2 separate regions of the Mus musculus genome follow, and region 2 is linked to region 1. A link is a contact called in ENCODE Hi-C data. All regions are on one chromosome and are shown on one strand. Each heading gives the region's core, a stretch centred on a gene start or an enhancer-like site at or near the end of the contact. The rest is flanking DNA. Distances are from core to core; before and after follow the strand shown. Region 1 holds the start of 4930430J02Rik (RIKEN cDNA 4930430J02 gene). Region 2 overlaps Ppcdc (phosphopantothenoylcysteine decarboxylase).

What was found. Hi-C counts contacts between places; a loop is a spot of excess contacts on that map.
Region 2: a loop to region 1 is called in a map of heart, with 2.0 times the contacts of the local background. The contact joins the enhancer-like site here to the promoter of 4930430J02Rik in region 1. A Hi-C loop is called at or near these places in 3 of 37 maps with a recorded cell type or tissue (Patski and heart).

The regions. Positions count from the first base shown.
Region 1 is chr9:57,387,525-57,394,069 of GRCm38, reverse strand. 4930430J02Rik (RIKEN cDNA 4930430J02 gene) reads right to left here and starts at 3,000. Exons shown (of 3, transcript NR_040729.1): 1 at 2,877-3,000. It also overlaps a transcript of Ppcdc not described here.
Region 2 is chr9:57,420,917-57,426,644 of GRCm38, reverse strand. Ppcdc (phosphopantothenoylcysteine decarboxylase) reads left to right here. Exons shown (of 7, transcript NM_176831.5): 4 at 5,424-5,519. Among named protein-coding and RNA genes, the nearest start is that of Ppcdc, 16 kb to the left of the region's middle. Within about 2 kb of position 1,489, at least 1 of the 3 ENCODE cell types and tissues checked has a DNase peak (open chromatin) inside an H3K27ac peak, as active enhancers do; it is heart, where a contact is called at or near this core.

The DNA of each region.
Region 1 (6,545 bases), core at 1,751-4,250:
CTGCGTGTGGTTGTGGGCTTCTTGAAGGAGAGCTGAGCTTAGGTGTGTTTACACTGGTTACGTAGGAGCCTGAGCCTTTCTAGATTACCGATCAGAAATTGTAATTTACAGCAAGGTTTAAAGATTTGCCTTTTGTAAGCAAAATTGTAAGGTAGATTTGTGAGGGGTGTTCCTTATATTTGGGATAAGAAGCAAGTGTCAAAAACCCATAATTGTAGATTATTTTAGTCCTATATGAGCACATTTGATTTATTGTCTTTGACATCTTTGATTGTACTGTTTTTCAGAAGAACACGCATTGTCTCAGAGGGGATTTTGGCTTAGTCAGTAGTGTCTGAAGTTTCTTGATGCTGTTAGAAGGGTAGCCAAACCAGATGACAAAGTAGAAGAGGCGTTTTACAAAATTATTCTTATTTTATGTGCATGAGTGCTTTGCCTGCATGTATGAATGTGTACCCTCTGTGTGCCTGGTGCCTGCTGAGACTGGGAAAGGGCATCAGATCCCTGGAACCGGAGCTACAGATGGTTGTGTGTTGACATGTGGGTGCTGGGAATCGACCAGTAAGCTTCAAAGGCCCTTTTTCTTTATCAGTGTTGAGGTTCAAGGAGTTCATTTTTCATATCCCCTTTTATCTCCACTCAGAAACTAGGCCATGGACCATTTGCTCTCTATCCTGAGTGTAAGGTACTTTACTGCTACAGCTGATCAGCTTGTCTGAATTGCTCTGGGACTGGAGGCTTCAGCCTCCCGGTTTGGCACCTTGTGGTGAGAACAGCTGGAGGCTAGGTAAAAAGACTTGCAGGGAATTGTGCTTCTCCAAGTTAAAGTCTTGGGGAGGAGAGGGGAGAGGGACTTATCTCTGCCTTTTGTTCTCAGTACTTGCATGACTCTCAGAGCATGCATTCACATGGTAAAAAAGCTCACTGTGAGTCTGCACATAAATTCAGTCATAAATTGAGTAAGAGGTTATAAAAGAGAATGCCTACATACATATACACTAAGAGCAATCATCTGGCTTAACTTTCACCATTGGTTACTGGCTTTCAGGGTCACGAAAAGTTCAAGACAGTAACTAAGCCATCCTTGAAATTTTGTTTAGACAAACCAAGTCAATATCTTATCTCCTGTTTTTGCACCTGGGGTCCAGTGGTGTATGTCTTCTTTATGACATTTGGTTAATGGTTTCTGTAACCCCTTGGAATGTGCCCTAAGTTTTAGAAGTCTGCTGTTATCTCAGAAGCAATTAAGCAGTCCTGATATAAAAGGAACTTGAATGTCTCTATCTGGGTTGCCAATTCTTGGTGGACTCTGGCATGCTAGGAGTTTCTGCAGAATAAATGCTCTTTATTTTTGCATACTATCTGAGTCCAGGGTCTTCCTTCAGCGATTTTCAGACCCTTATAGGTTTAGATGTTTGTCACGGTGCCAGCTTTTCCAAGGGTAGAGGAGATCCAATTAACCCATCTTTCTTTCTTTTTTTTTTTTTTTAACACTTTTTTTTAAATTAGGTATTTTCCTCATTTACATTTTCAATGCTATCCCAAAGGTCCCCCATACCCACCCACCCCCACCCCATCTTTCTATTTTGTTATTTTTATTTTTAAAAAATGTTATGGACCAGTGATATGGTTCTTCTGGTAGAGGTACTAACTGACTCCCATAAATTGTCTGCCACACATGCACAAGTACACTTGAGTGTGCATGTGCACTGTGCTTTCACACAAACTAAATACAAATGCAATAAAATAATTTTTTTCCAGTTACTAGGAGTTGAATCCAGGTCCTCACACATGCTAGGCAACTAACAACACAATATCACTGAGCTGCACTTTTAGCTCCTTTTAAAGTTTTACTTAATTTTGGTTTTTCAAGACAGGGCTTCTCTGTAGAGCCCTGGCTGTCTTAGAACTCAGTCTGTAGACCATCTAACCTTGAACTCAGATATCTACCTGCCTCTGCTTCCTAAGTGCTTGGATTCAGGGAATGTACCACCACCACCCGGCTTAAACATTTATTTTGAAATGGTACTGCTCTGTAGTCCAGACTGGTCTTGAATTTGCAATCTTTCTTCCTCAGCCTCCCAAATAGCTCAGATCATAAGCATTTACCTCTGCTTACAGCAAAAGTAACTTTTATGATACAATAAATAGGCCAGTTGTGTGTGGTGGCCCTGTAGGATAAAAAGTTTCAGCGCATTTCCTGGCTTTGAAACCCCACCAATCCCTGAACTCGAAAACTCACCAATTTCTGGGCTCAGGACTTGAAATCCCATCAATCTCCATCCTGGAAAACTCTACCCCCAACCCTCCCCAACAAACTCTATATAGAGCCTACTTTGCCTGGCTCTCTGCTGCTCATCCCACCCCACACCCCACCCGGGACAGAGGCAGCTGCCCTTTGTGTCTTTTCCAATAAATCTCTAGTGTGAGGTTTGTTGTGAGGTGTGACTTTGTAGTATTTCTTGGTTCTCAACTGCCAGATTAAGTCCCTTCAGAGCTGTACTACTTACAAGCACTGACCAGGAATCTTAGTACTCAGGAGATTGAAACAAAACAAGAGGATCAAAAATCACGAGGCCATTTTGACCTACATACCAAAAGCCGGTCTCAAAATCAAACAAATAAAATGCAATAAACATATTTGGGAAAGACAAAAAGTAAATAATTAAAGTGAGTTTGGTAAGAGTTCAGGCACAGTGAAAGAACAAAAACCAAAGCAACTTCTTAGCAGGATCGCTCTGTGCTGTTATGTAACAATTTCCTCTGAGATTGAAACATTTTATCCTGCAGAAAGCTCCTTAAGCAGGAAGATAAACAACTCAAAATAGCTTCAGGAAGTTCCTGAAAGTAACCAGATTCATTAGGCTCCTCCTTACCATAGTAAACAATAAAAGCTAAGACAATCCCTCTCAGAGGAAAGAAACTGAGCTGCAAAGATTCTGAGACAAGATCCGCTATGTGGGAGAAGCAGAAACCAGCTGAGCGGCCTGAAAGAGATTTAAATCAGTTACTTGGAAAGGACACTCTCCACCCAGTTGAGCGGCCCAAAGGCTGCACATTGTGTTCCAAGTTCCCAGCTTTGTGAGCTGTCAGCCATGCTTGGTGATGTCAGCCATGTCTTGGTGATGCAATTGTCTTTGAGTCATTTCTGCTCCTATAAGTAACCTCTCACCCATATTCCTGTAATTAATCTCAGTAAAATTCATTAATTCACTGGATTGGACTTTATCCATATTTTGTTCTTTCTGGAGTGAGTAGGTGTGTATTGTGTCTCCCAGGAAGAGTTTGGTCACACAGTAAATGCCAGTCTGGGGTACATAGTGAGTTCCAATCCCCAGGGCTACAGAGTGAGACCTAGACCTACTATCTCCCCCCACCTCATCCTCTACCAACACACACACACACACACACACACACACACAGAGAGAGAGAGAGAGAGAGAGAGAGAGAGAGAGAGAGGATTTTAGACCTCTAAATTCTCAGTGTGATAGTTTCAATGGCCTCCATAAGTTCATATATTTGAATTTTTAGTGTTTAGTTGATGGAACTATTTGAGAAAGATTAGAAGTATGGCCTTGATGAAGAAGATTTCAAAAGCCCACATTTTTCAGTTTCTCTCTCTCTCTCTCTCTCTCTCTCTCTCTCTCTCTCTCTCTCTCTCTCTCTCTCTCTCTCTGACTAGGCTCACAGGCTACTGCTCCAGTGCTATGCCTGTCTGCCTGATGCTCACCACCACAATGATCATGGTTACCTTCTGAAACTATTAGCCCCTAAATTAAGTGCTTTCCTCTATAAGTTTCCTTGGTCATGGTGGTTTGTTTTTTTTTTTTTTTTAAGATTTATTTATTTATTTTTTTGTATATGAGTACACTGTAGCTGTTCAGATGGTTGTGAGCCTTCGTGTAGTTGTTGGGAATTGAATTTTAGGACCTCTGCTTGTTCTGGTCAACTCTACTCACTTCAGTCAACTCAGTCACTGCTCGCTCTGGCCCAAAGATTTATTTATTATTATACATAAGTACACTGTAGCTGTCTTCAGATACACCAAAAGGGGGCACTAGATCTCATTACAGGTAGTTGTGAGCCACCATGTGGTTGCTGGGATTTGAACTCAGGACCTTCGGAAGAGCATCCAGTGTTCTTACCCGCTGAGCCATCTCGCCATGGTATTTGACATGGTAATAAAAAAAAAAAAGAAAAGAAAAGCAAGATACTCAACAAATTTCTAAAATCATATTAAAATTCACAAAGCATTTTGAAAATAATGAGACATTTATATTTCACCTAGCAATTGGCAGACTCATTGTATAGAGAAATTTGGTCAGGTGACGGTGACACACACTTTTAATTCCAGCACTCTCTGTGAGTTTGAGGCCAGTCTGATCTAAATAGTGAGTTCTAGGACAGCCAGGGCTACAGAGTGAAACCCTATTTTGAGAAAGGAAAAAAAAAAAAAAAAAGAAAGAAAAAACCCCAGCAGATTTGGGTTCAGTAGTATAGAACTTACCTATCATGTGTAAGGCTCTAGGTTTGATCACCTGAATGAGTGTTCCTGGGTGAGAGTCTCTCATTAGGTAGACTAGACTGGCTTTGAACTTCTGGCCATCCAGTCCCAGCCTCCTCAGTGCTGCTGTTGCAGAATTGTGCTGGAGAGATACAAGGCACCCTGCCCTTGTCTCTGCTTTAATCCTTGGCACTGAGTCTCACACTCCCTTTCATGCTAAGTCAGCCAGCCAGCTCCCCCACCCCACCCTCGGTGCAGATGCCTCCTGCCTTTGAAGGAAGGAGAAAATTAGTGCCCTTGAAGTGATAAGGCCTCCACTCTAGAGCTATGGGGGAAGAGGCAACTAAGTGTTCCCAGACAGCTGTGGCCAGCTTGTAAAAATACACTAGCCTCTGATAATGGAATAAGTTATTTCTTCCCAGGTCAAAAAGATTCTTTTCCTGCTGTATGGTCCTGCCTTGCTGTCTGAACAAACATATTCGGTTCTGAAGGATACCATTCCTTTACCCTCTACCCAATCATGTAACACCAAGGCTCGAAAGCACCAGCTTATGCATCTCCCATATATACTCCAAACCCCTAGACGTGAGCATCGCATTCCTAACCTGCAAAGCAGGGAAAGCTGTGATCTGAGTCTGGATTCGAATAAAGGCTCTTTTGTGTACTTGCATCGGTGTTATGATCTCTGGTGGTCTCCTGGGCATAATAGTGCTACCAAGACGTCTCCCCACCCTTGTATATTAAAGCACAAATGTGTGGAAAAGGGTAACAGAAGGCAGAATAACAAATAAATCACAATGCCTGCACTTCAGCTTTTCTTTCTCTGTGGGCCATGGCTGGAAATTACAACTTAGTGAGTGAGGAGAAAGTCCTTTAACTTAATTAATTAATTAACTAATTTAATGAGGGGAGAGAAAGGGCTTAGGGTGACAGTGTCAGAAGACAAGTCCACTCTTCCTTCTACCTCTTCTCTCTCTCTCTCTCTCTCTCTCTCTCTCTCTCTCTCTCTCTCTCTCTCTCTCTCTCTCTCTCATCTGTCAGTTTCTGTCTACAGGGGATTAGTTGTCTCTAGAGCTTCTGGCTGATTCTCCTGTCTCTCTGTCCCATATCACGATAAGGATGGAGGAGAGCTACTTCATCTGGTTTTTACATGAATTCTGAGGCTCACACACTGTTCAGCAGGCTCATACAACAAACAGTTTTCCTTGCTCAGCCAGCTCTCTATCCCTGAAAGTCCTTTTAAACAAATAGTCTCCAGGTAACTTATCTATACACCAAAATAATAAGTAAATATACTAAGAAATAGATTCGTACCAGACTTATAATGTAGACAGTCACCTTCTCATTGTGTACAGCAATGAGCTAAAAACGATCACAGATCTAAAGTAAGTAACTAATATAACAAACTACAAAAATATAAAATATATACAAAAATAGAAAAATTAGTCTTGATCAAATATCTCTTAGATATGACACACACAAAAACCATGATCCACACAGATGTAATGATTCACACCTATAATCTCAGCACTTAGGTGGCTGGAGAAGAGGGATTATCCCAAGTTTCAGGCCAACCTGGGCTGTATAGCAAGACTCTGTCTCAAAAACTTAAAAAACAAAAAACAAAAACAAACAACCCCCCCCCCCCCACACACACAAAACTTTTGCTTTTCAGAAGGGAACAGAAAGAAAATAAAATATAAATTTCAAGCTGAAAGAAAATGTTAGCAATTGCTGTATCTGTTAGTGGACTGTTATGTTGTTTGTTTGTTTGGAGATAGGGTTCCTCTGTGTAGTCCTGGCTGTCCTGGAACTTGATCTGTAGACCAGGCTGACCTTGAACTCACAGAGTTCTGCTGGCCTCTGCCTCCTGAATGCTGAGGTTCAGGGGCACACCACCACCACCTGGAAGTAGATTGAGTTCTTAGAGTTGGGCATAGCAGCTCATCCCTGTAATCCCAGCATTGGAAAGACCAAACAAGAAGGATCTCTGTAGGATCATGGCCAGCATGGTTTACATAGTAAAACCCTGTCTTTAAAG
Region 2 (5,728 bases), core at 240-2,739, 34 kb before region 1:
AAGTTCAGGGTCATCCTTGGATTTATAGGATGTTCAAGGCCAGCTCGGAATACCTGAGACCCTGTGTCACACGCAAACGAGAAGGGTACAATCCCGATTCTCTTTTATCCCTCTTTCTTTCCTCCTAACACGTGGCCTTGTGGGAGGTCTCTTGTCCTCAACTGACTCAGCATCTTTGGGGGCTTTGGGGCATACTGATGGTGGTTACAGGTGGAGAGGAAGCCAGGCAGAATAGCAGAATTAAGATTCTAGGAGCTGCCATAGACCAGGCAGACAGCTGGCTCTGTTAAGTGGGCATTTATGAGAAAACTGAGGGATGACATGCCTGATTGCACGGACGAGGACTTCGCGGAGCTCTTGCTGATTGCCAACCCCATATGTACTGGTGGGAGTCGTGGTCGGTGCTCTGTGCCGGTGTGCATCTTCTGAGACAGGGTCTCTGTACCTCAGGCTCCTCCTTTCCCTCTCCTTCCTCTTCTACCCTTCTCCCTTCATCCCCCAACCCTCTTTTTTTTTTTTTTTTTTTTTTTTTCTGTTTTTGAGACAGGGTCTTGCTGTGTGCCATGAGCTAGTCCCAAATTCATGCCCTCCTGCCTCAACTTTCAGTGCCGAGACTCTAGGTATTGTCACCACACCTGGCTTAATTTAACAGGTTTGATTTTTTCTTTTTGTGTTTTGTTTTGTTTTGTTTTGTTTTGCCACATTTTCCTGTTTTTCCCTTGTGGAATTTATTAGTCAGATTCCCCTCCCCTCATTGGTCTTCTGGTATTTTTTTCATAGTTTTATATTTTTGTTCAAGTATATACCAACTTTGCATTGAGTTAACTCTATTAGTTTGTTTTGTTTTGTAAAATGTTTAAGATTGCTTTTTGGCTCTTGTCTCAAGAGTCTCGCTGTATAGACTTGGCTGGTCAGGACCTCACTAAGTACATCAGCCTGGCCTTGATCTCTCAGAGATCCTATGGCCTCTGCTACCGAAGTACTGGGATTAAGGACGTGAGCCACCATGCCCAGTGCACTGCATTTTTTTTTTTTTTAATTTTTTGTTGATTCCCAGAGAATTTGACATCACGCACCCCAAATGTCTCCCAGTCCCTTCCTGTCTTCCTCCCACCCATACAGACCCCCACACCCTGCAGAGAAAACAAAACAAAATAGAATAAAAAGAAAATCTTGTGGAAGCTGTGCTGTGTCACAGTGTGTCACACATCTCCACTTGCAAATGTTCCCTGCAATGAGTCATGAGTCTGCCTTGGGGCCTCTGGCCTCTGCCACACCATCTCTACCAGATCCTCACAGGAACTTCTCCCGGATATCCTGACATTGCCTGGTGTCATAGAGATCCTGTAGCTTTGGGTCTGCAGGCCCAGCCCTTTCACAGGCTCCAGCAGATCCTAGATGAACCCTGGGTCTGGGACTGGGAGGCAGCTGGTCTGGTCAGCTCGCCAGCTCTCCTGTGCTCAAACCACCAGGGCCAGCCAGCTCTCCAGTATTGCCCTTGCTAGCTCAGCCCGTGCCTCAGCCAGTAACGGGCAGGGTCAGCTCTCCTGCTCTCAAGTCCTGGGTGGTGGCTTACCTGTGCCTTTGCCCAGGGGAGGTGCAGGACCCACTCTCCCGAGTGCTGCAGCCAGTGAGCGGCAGGGCCAGCCCTTCCAGACTCACCTGCACCCACCCCTCCACATAGGGTCTGCTCTACTTTGCTGTCCAGATGAGGTACATTGAATTTCATATTTCTTTATAATTTTAATTTCCAGGAGTTCTTTTTGGTCTCTAAATAGATCTTTAAAAAAATAGCACTATGGAGCTCTAGAGGTGGCTCACCAGTGAAGGTCCTGGCTACTCTTACAAAAGACACGGGTTCAATTCCCAGGACATGGATAGCTCATAACTGTCTGTAATTTCAGCCCTGGGGTGGGGTCTGCTTTTCTAGCCTTTGAAGGCACTGCATGCTCATGGTGCTTGGATATACATGCAGGCAAAATACCCATACACATGAAAAGAAATACAGCACTAGGTCAGCGTCTGCTGGGTGCATCCCTCAGCTCTGAGCTCTCGCCTTGCATCGTCTTGAGTTTCTGCATTTAGTTGTTTGATTTTGTTTTCTAATGGAGAGGGTTCTCTTCAAATGTCTGATATTCTTTAGCTGCGCCTATTTAGTCGTGAAAAGCTGGGTGCCCAGACTCAGTTGGGAATGAAAGATTCGGTTGGGAGCCTTCAGTATTTAGTACCTCACAATTTCTTCCCTGAAAACCCCCTAGTAGTCCAAGGGTGGTTGGGTTTTCCAGAAGGCTCCCGGGTCTCCTGCCTGTAGACACAGTGTTGCGAGCTTGGTTGGGAATGCCCGTGCCTGGGATTCCTGTAGATGACCTCTAGCCCAGGGCTGCTTGGCTGCTGGTTGACAGCTCAGAGGGCTGCTGGGCTGGGCTGCTCCTCTGCTCCCTGGGCTGCCTCCCTCCTTTCCTCTGGCGGGCTTGTTCTCATTGATGTTCTGGGTCTTGATCATTCGGTCTTCTAATCTCATCTGCTCATGTTTCCTCCCACTTTAATTTCCCAGAAGTGTGTTGATGGGTCATCACTGCTGTCATTCCCTCCTCTGTCCTTCAGAGTTTCATTTACTTTACTTGGCCGAAATGTATTATGTATTATTATTCTATTTATAGTATTGGATATCAAACAAAGGGTTCATGCGAGCTAGGCAAACACTACCACTGAGCAACACTGCCAGTTCTTTTCCTTCTTATTTTGAAACAGAGCTTTACCAAGTTCCCAAGGGGACTTCCTAGCCTCCTGCCTTAGCCTCCTGAAAAGCTGGGTTGTGGGCATGGGCCACTGTACCCAGCTTGAGTGAAGATGTGATTGTTTTTTACATGTTTATTTATTTATCTTGTATGTGTACATACACTGCATGTATGGAGAGATCAGAGGACCATTTGAGGGAGTCAGTTCTCTCTTTCCAGCATCGGATTCTAGGAATTGAACTCATGTCTAGGTTTAGTGTCAAGTGCCTGTACCCACTGAGCAGTCCTGTCAGCCCAGACAATGTGTAGTGATGTGCAGATTATTATGTATTTACATTGATCACATTTGGACCTAGTTCTGCCATCTATATTTTTTCCATGTTGGGAATTGAACCCAGGGCCTCTACGATGAGCCTATTTCCTAACTTCTTCTTTTTCCAGCCCCCCTTTTTTCCTTGGACAGTCTCACATATCCCCAGATGACTTTGAACTAGACTTCACTATTTTGCCAAATGTACCTTGAATTTCTGATCTTGCGTCTACACCTCCCTAAGTGGAGGGATCACAGGTGTGTGACACCCTGCCTGGTTTTACGCAGTGTGGGGATCAGACTTAGGGCTGTGTGCAAGAGAGACAAGCACTCTACCAACTGAGCTATATCCCCAGTCCCCTCTGGTTTTGAGACAGTGTCACTATGTAGCCTGGGCTGGCTTTGAACTCATAGTCCTCCTGCCTCTGCCTTTTGAGTGCTGAGATTGCAGGTATGTGCCACCACATGTGGCTACCCCTGGCGTTGTACTTAGTTCTTTCTACCGACTCTGTCTTCTCTCTGCTGCTTTCCCTTTTCATTCCTTTGTTATATAGACTGACTTTCCTTCTACTTGGAAAGTTACCTGTGATGGAGTTCATGTGTCATTCTCACAGTGTAACGTATTAAGCCCATACTTGAGCTTTTCATTGTCTTGACCCTTACATGGTCTCCCCTTTCGTCCATTCTCTCTGCCATTGCTCAGAACTGGCAAGGTTGTTCCTGGGTGCCGTAAGAGAGGCCACCTCAGTGAAGGTCTAGTTTAAAGCAGTGGTTCTCACTCTTCCTAACACTGTACTCCTGAATACAGCTCCTTATGTTGTGGTGACCTCAACCATAAAGTTATTTCCTCTGCTACTTCGTAACTGTCATTTTGCTACTGTTATGGATTGTAATGTAAATATCTGATATACAGATGGTCTTAGGTGACCCCTGTGATAGGGATGTTCTATCCTCAAAGGGGTTGAGACCCACAGGATGCATACCACTGGTTTAAAGGCTATCTAAAAACATCCCTGAGGTTTTGGGTATGATTAGGGATGGTAAGTAGGAGACGTGAGGCACAAGGGACAGGTGAAGAATTCTGAAAACTTTAGACCTGCGGCTACTCCTTAGCCTTCATCTTTGAGATGTCTGCTTTTTGCCCCAGCTTGGCTCTAAAGAGTTGTGCAGAGGGCTGATGAGATGGCTCAGCAGGTAAGAGTACCCGACTGCTCTTCCGAAGGTCCTGAGTTCAAATCCCAGCAACCACATGGTGGCTCACAACCATCCCTAACGATATCTGACTCCCTCTTCTGGTGTGTCTGAAGACAGCTACAGTGTACTTACATATAATAAATAAATAAATCTTTAAAAAAAAAAAAAAAAGAGCTGTGCAGAGCATGGTCCCCCCACCCCACCCCACCCCACTCTGTGTAGGGGAGAAACAGCCAAGGGAAGGGCTGGTGACCTGGCTATGTGCAGAGAGGCTCCCTCGACCTGAATCACCAAGTTCTTATCAGGCAGCCAAGTGGATGCAGCAGAATTGGAGCTGTCAGGGTTTCTCCAGCGGCCAGGATACTGAATTTCCTTTCTGAGATCTTCCAATTTATACATTCATTAAAACTTCTTACAGCTGTCTAGGCTACGTGACGGCCCATGGTCAGACACTGTGGCCTTTGCCCACAGCCATGGCTGTCAAATGATTCTTTCTGTCACCCTTGACTGGCCTTCCTCCTTGATGAATGTCCTTCCCTGAGTCAGTGCTTTAACACAGGTTAAACAGCCCCCTCATTTGCGTCAATACTTTTCCAGTGATTGACAGGGTGAAGACACTCATTCTCCCCAACGAGGGCACAGATTTTATTTTCCCAGAGCCTGTCTGCAGCCTGAGGCCCCTTCCCACACCAGACCTTGTTTCTGAAAGTAGGTGAGGGGACTCTGCTGTCTCAATGGAACATGGATTGTGGCACCGTAGGGCCCACGACTTGGCCCTGTGAGTCTCCTTGGTCACCCACCCCCCCACCCACCCCCACACACCCCCGCTGCCTACAGTAGGCTTGAGTTCCCTTCCATTCTCTGCTGCCACTGCCTCCGGCCTCAACTGCAGAGAGTCAAGAGCCGCTGGTTATATACCCGAGGCCGGAGGTGACTCATCTCTCAGCAGCCCCTTGAACAGGGAAGTGAGATGTGTGCACCTGGCAGGGCCTGGCCTTTGAGTGACAGCGGAAGTAGCTGTGTAAACATGAGGTTCATTGCTAAGGGGAAGTCCTGGTCAGCGCCAGGCTGTGAGGAGAGCATCTGCCTTCTGCCTGTACTGGCCCTCATGTGGCCTTTCCGCCTGTAGGTCTAGTAATGTTTCCATTTCTTCTCCCTTCTCTCCACTTTCTTGGTGACAGCTGGAAGTCACAGTGGTAACAACAGAGAGAGCCAAACATTTCTACAGCCCTCAGGATGTCCCCGTCACCCTCTACAGTGACGCTGATGAATGGGAGGTCAGTGTGGGCCCATTGCTTTTCTTCCAGCAGGACAGAGCTGTCTTCCCTGCAGCCTATGGCCCTGGCTGCTGGAGCACACAGCCTGGGCTCAAGTCGGTGGTCAGGGCCATCTGGGTAGAGGCGATGAGGAAAACATCTGTCTAGCTCCTGGCCTGCGGGAGGCCTGTGGTACCGCCTTCCTTAGGCAGAGCTCAGCTTTGGCCCAG